Linked DNA regions of Mus musculus: region 2 is linked to region 1. Evidence: chromatin loops called from intact Hi-C (ENCODE). Cell type or tissue: left cerebral cortex. All regions are shown on one strand. Each heading gives the region's core, and the rest is flanking DNA. Links, peaks and the distances in the headings are about the cores only.

Region 1 (2,911 bases), core at 165-2,664:
TGGGGCTGGGCCTATGGAGGGCTTATTGTATAGTAGTATAACATGCTGAGCCTTCTGGGTGTGGTGGCACAGGCCTTTAACTCAGCAGTCAGGAGGCAGGAGCTGGCAGATTTCTGTGGATTTGAACCAGCCTTATCTACATCGCAAGTTCTAGGCTAGCCAGAGCTGCACAGTGAGACCTTGTCTCACAAACAAACAGAAGAAGTAAAAAACAAAACAAAACAAAATGAAACAAGACAAAAGTAAAGAGCATTTACACTTAGCCCTTTTGATATGAACACTTTAAATAGTTAGGGTGGAGAATTTTATGTTTGGGAAGTTTCTTTCCACATTTCTTGTTTGGTTTTGAGATAGGGTCTTGTTCTGACTGGCCCAGAACTTGCAATGTAGCCCAGGCTGGCCTGAGATTTTCAGTGAAATCCCCCAAACTCTGGCACTGTGGCTAGTTCAACACTTTAAAACTATTTTTTTTTTTTGCACTTCTTTATTTGCGTGGATTAGGCAATGAGTGAGAGGACCGAAGAGACAGCTGTGGGGTTGGTTCTTTCCTTCTACCACGTGAGTTCTGCGATCAGAACACAGGTCATGAGGTAAGGTCACAAGGGCCTTAGCCCACTGAGCCATCTTGCTGGCTCCCATAACCTTTTAGTGAGGAAAAGGAGTAATTAAACACTCTTTAGCTTGTGACAGCAGCCATAGGAAACAAATACAGCCAACTTGTGACTAAACAAACTTGAAAACATGGGACCCATGTTTGGCTATGTGCATGGAGGGGAAACCATCCAGGACCAGCTCTATGTGCAGACAGAATTCAACCTGAATGGCACAGACAACTCACTTCCTGCCATTGACATCCTGTGACAATTCCCAAGTTACCTCGGGAAAACTGGAATCTCAGAGAGGCAAGGTGACTTGTCCAGAGTCACAGGAGCAAACAGTGAGGCTGGGCACAAACTCTTAGTCATGCTGTGGCTTGGGGTGGATCTAACTGGTGCCTCACAGCCCTGGGCCCACGGGCATTCAGATGTCCAAACACCGCCTTTCAGCCAATTACAAAAGAGTCTAGAATCGCCTGCCTTCTCTCTGTTTGTAACCAGGCAATCTCTTCTAGTTAATCATAGATCAGCGAGTCTCATTCTGTCCTGATAACACCCACAAGTATATCTGAGATTGGCTGGAAAAGTACCGAAAACTGAGCTAGCTCACGTTCTCTGTGCAGAAGCCCCAGAGCGTAGCCAGAGATGGTGGGTGAGTTGCAAAGTAGTGCTGGGCCCTGCTGGGCTGGTGCCATAATTTCTTATCATTTTTAATTGGCACCAACATAACACCAGATTTCTCATCCAAATTAGAAGCCAGGACAGCACTGCACCCTGTGTGTCAGAGCAGGTTAGGCCCCGCTACAACTACACACACCTGAAAGTCTCAGACATGCCCCAGTGATTTCCACTCATTTCCTGCTTAGACCTCATAACAACTGCAAGGATCTCTGCTATGCAGTCTCTTAGGAGCATGGTCTCTTGGGATCCTGACTGCTCTGAGCTGCTCAGTCTCATAGGAGCATGGTCTCTTGGCTGCTGGAGTTCCACCAACTTACAGTGGCACCCTAGACATGTGGACGGATCAGTTGCTGTGTTAGAGAAGGTCAGGACGACTGGAGTGGGTGCACACTGCACATCTTAGACACAGATGGGACTGGTTTCTGCTCATGGGTTATCAGCTGATGGTGGGGCCCATCCACACCCTAAAACATGGATTAGTACAGACTTGGGTAACCCCTAGTCCATGACCTCTGGTACGGAGGCATCCTCACCCTCTGAACCTCCTCATATGGAGCAGAGTGAGCCTTCTCTGGGGTCAGCATGGATAAGTGCACTGTTCCAGGAGCCCTGATTCATATGGAGTTGGTGCCCAGTACCGTGGTACAGCTTACAACCCGAGAGGTCCACAGCCGCCCTCTGACCCTCAGTGGCCATGAGTGTTTTGGTTCCTTAGTGGATGGCCAGTGTTGTCACTGATGTCTCTGCAGCGTTTCAGTTCTCCTCAGGGTGACTAAGGGGATCCAAACTGAATCTGAACCCCTCATCCTCTCAAGCTTCCTAAAAGGACAAAGTCCAAACTTCTTGCGAGGCATTCAGAGAGTTTACAAAGGAACTCTAGCTTTTTTTTTTCTTCAGTAACATTCTCCTTCACCCACCCCAAACCCTGAAATTCTCAACCTGAGGTAAGCTCCCATTAGTAATTACCTCTTAGTGCTCCATGAGACCAGTCAAGAAATGTGGGCACAGAGCAGTCCGTGAGCACTGTCCAAGGTCCTGATAAACCCAGTATTGATGGAAGCCGTTAAACCTGGTTTAACGTTAAACCAGGGTTGGTTGACTTGAGTCCTTTTTTGGTTTAGACCCCATGACATCCCAAGAGAGAAAGCCATGTGTCTGTGGACACCCACCCGTGTGTCTGAATCCATACAACGTGTGCTCTCTCACCCTTGACCTCGGAGTCGGCCTAACAACTCCTTCCTGATTCTTCGAATGCCCTCTTCCCCTCAGAACTACTTTTGTGTTAAGACCCTTGACTGGGGCTTCTGCAGGACAGAGCTCTGATCCCCTGGGGCTATAGACCATGTCAACTCCTCTGTGTGGCTCACAGCAGTCTCCATGACTTTGTCCCTAAAAGGGGGACAGTTTGTGACTCTGGGCTGACATTACAGATGCTTCCCCCCCCAACCCCCCCCCCCCGCACCTTTCTTCAAGGTTGTCTTGGAGCCTCCCAGAAAGACTAAGGATGTAATTCCAGTTGCCAGCACAGCGTGGTTCCCTCTGCCCTCCTGGCAGACAGGCAGCTGCAGGACCAGGGCAGGTGACTGAGTCTCACAGGAGGTGAGGAGAGGACGATGCCCTGCCTGAATGAGCAG
Region 2 (2,911 bases), core at 235-2,734, 67 kb after region 1:
TGAGCTGCCATGTGGCTTATGGGAATCAAACCCAGATCCTCTGGAAGAGCAGCCAGTGCTCTTAATGGCTGAGCCATCTCTCCAGTCCCTAGTCAAAACTCTTGGTTGCAAGTGGCCGAATCCAAAAACAAAAAACAAAACAAGGGTGGGAGGGGGATTCTGCCATCAGATATGGCTAGATCTAAGGGCTCAAATATGGTCCCCAGGGTTGGCCATGATTTACTGATCCTGTGTTTCTCTGCATCATTCCTGCAGAGGGCCATGCTCAGGAAAGCAGTTGTGGGCAGATCTGGAGCTTGAAGAAGGAGCATATGTTTCCGAGCAAAACCAGAGAGCAACAGCCATTTGTCCACTCTCCACAGCCAGGAAGCTGGAGCATGCTGTCCCACGCATGGGTTCTGTGACCCTGCCCCTGAGAGGACATGGGTGGGATCCACACAGGAATACCCAGATGGTGAGGAAGATTCGAGGACCAGGCAGAAGCAGCAGATACCTGACACTCAGCCACCCGTGAGCTACTGATACTCTCCTGAGCACATCACAGGTACCACAAGAATCCAAGCCTGGCAGGAAACGGATGAGACAGGAAATTGACTCTATTTTTGAGCCCTGTAGAAAGCAGTAGGCTGTTCTGAGTCCATATGACTCAGGGAAACGAGTAGAGATTCTCCGGAATTCTAATTACTGCAGCTCCTCCTGGCTAGAACAGGTTTTCTAGTTTGCCCCCAGCTCCGTGTTCTCCATCTGGAAGCCAGATGTCTTCTTCCCCTCACCACAGAGATTCCACTGACCTGAACATATCGTCTGCCTGAGGGATCAACACCAATTCCTTTGAAACCTAAGTCTTTCCTGGCATCCCATTCCCTTCTGGTCACCTATCATTCTGGCAATGCCATTTGAACTTGCCCAATACATGAACTTTCTCAGGCACTTGGTATTAAAGGGTCTCCTTGAGCTGTTTAGAATGTTCTTTAGGGACCTGCTGAATTTTTACTCAACTGAATAAGCGTTAAGTATTGGCTCAGTTGGAAATGAGAGGAAAGATAGTTCCTACCCTCATCTCTTCCCTGCTAACCTTCATACACCTTATTTATTTTCTTGTGTTATTGCTTTGGCAACGAAGCACGAAGGGTTAGTATCTGCATCTGCATCTGTCTCCTAACATCCCAATGTTAAGAATAAAGGTGAGACAGGCATAATGGTGCACACCTTAAACCCAACATTTGAGAGGCAGAGGCAGGTGGATCTCTGTGAGTCTGAAACTAGCCTGGTCTACAAAGTGAGTTTCAGGACAGTGAGGGCTACATAGTGAGAAGAAGGAGGAGGAGGAGGAGGAGGAGGAGGAGGAGGAGGAGAAGGAGGAGGAGGAGGAGGAGGAGAAGGAGAAGAAGAAGAAGAAGAAGAAGAAGAAGAAGAAGAAGAAGAAGAAGAAGAAGAAGAAGAAGAAGAAGAAGAAGAAGAAGAAGAAGAAGAAGAAGAAGAAGAAGAAAGGAGGAGGAGGAGGAGGAGGAGACGGAGAAGAAGAAAGTTATGTTCTAGATGTCTTTCAGCTGCCTTTTACGAGCTCTCTCTTCTACGTGACTCTTAGATGGCTTTTATCAAGTATTCTTTTTTGTTTTTTGATTGCTAAGAAATTATTATCTCTCAAAATCATAACTTGGGGGCTGGAGAGATAGCTCAGAAGTTAAGACCACTGGCTGCACTTCCAGAGGTCCTAAGTTCAATTCCCAGCAACCATAGGGTGACTCATAGCCATCTCTAATGAAATCTGTTGCCCTCTTCTGGCGTGCAGTCATACGTGCAAGCAGAATGCTGTACACATAATAATAAATAAATAAATCTCTAAATAAAATAAAAGCAAAGAAAAATCATAACTCAAACTTTAATGAATGCTTTTCCTAGATCAAAATCCACTAAGATCTGTAATCCAAAAGCTATAGAGTTATCCCTGAGCATCTTTCAGGAGCTGGTCCATTGTGTGGCTTTTCTCATCACTGTGACAAAAAGCACCTTAAGAAGAATAGTTTTTGCTGCTGCTGTTCTTGTTTTTTTTGAAATGGAGTTTCATGTGGCTCAGGCTAGCCTCAAACTCCTGACCCCGCTGCTCTGTTTCCCTAGTGCCCAGACTGATGGGTAGAACTCTGTCTCCGGGTTCTATACATCATTTACAATGATGAGCTCTGGCTCCTCATTTCAGCGAGCATCAGTCTACAACGATGTGAGAGGCGCGGCTGCAGGGGTGGTGACTGCGCTGTGAGACTGCATGTGCATATAACTCGAAGATCAGGAGGCAGAATGTTCAAGCCAGGACCAAAAGTAAGTATCACTTTCAAGGCCACTCCAGTGACCTGTCTGTCAGGTAGGTGCTCAACATTCGATAGTCTTTTAATTCAGCACCGTCAGCTGGGGGCCAAATGTTCCCACACATGAGCGTGCGACAGGCATTTCACATTCACACTGTAACACACCCATAGATGTATTCACTCATCTCCAGATTAGTTATTATACTTAACAAATGCTATGTAGATAGTTATTACACCATATTGTTTAGAGAATAATGACAGGGAGGAAATCTGCCCATGTTCAGTGCAAGCATAATTTTCAAAATGTTTGAGCCATGGCGGGTTGAGTTAACAGATGCAGAACCCCACTGATGCGGAGAGCCAACTGGACTGTCATCCTCTCTAGATGGAGGAATCTAAAGGAGGGTGGGATGCAGTGAGAGAGAAGAGGGGTATTTGCGTAGGATGGTTACGATCTAGTTGTACAATGTCCCCATAGGCATCTCCAGCTGGTGGCACTGCTTAGAGATAATTGGACCAGGAGGGTGGTAACCAAGCCCATGGATTAATCCCCTAGGGGAAGCAGGTCACTGAGCAGTGTCTTCAAAGTGCATGTCTTATCTATGGAC

The links. A loop is a pair of places that touch in the nucleus more often than their neighbours do. Peaks named below come from ENCODE experiments on the same cell type or tissue, not always from the same donor. Only the 100,000 strongest peaks of a DNase experiment are listed, where the experiment ranks them.
Region 2: a loop joins it to region 1, with 3 times the contacts of the local background. A loop is called at or near these places in 17 of 42 quality-filtered maps.

What each region holds. Positions count from the first base shown.
Region 1 is chr13:54,876,152-54,879,062 of GRCm38, reverse strand. It overlaps Gm31188 (a long non-coding RNA gene), which reads right to left. Exons shown (of 3, transcript XR_382463.3): 1 at 2,740-2,911; 2 at 2,244-2,346; 3 at 465-642. Among named protein-coding and RNA genes, the nearest start is that of Gm31188, 1.5 kb to the right of the region's middle. In left cerebral cortex, for the core only: no CTCF peak of the experiment used is centred there; a DNase peak (open chromatin) is centred at 1,183; H3K27ac peaks cover 1,275 bases.
Region 2 is chr13:54,809,373-54,812,283 of GRCm38, reverse strand. No RefSeq gene overlaps it. Among named protein-coding and RNA genes, the nearest start is that of Tspan17, 21 kb to the right of the region's middle. In left cerebral cortex, for the core only: CTCF peaks have their summits at 260 and 1,792 (motif pointing left); a DNase peak (open chromatin) is centred at 563; H3K27ac peaks cover 541 bases.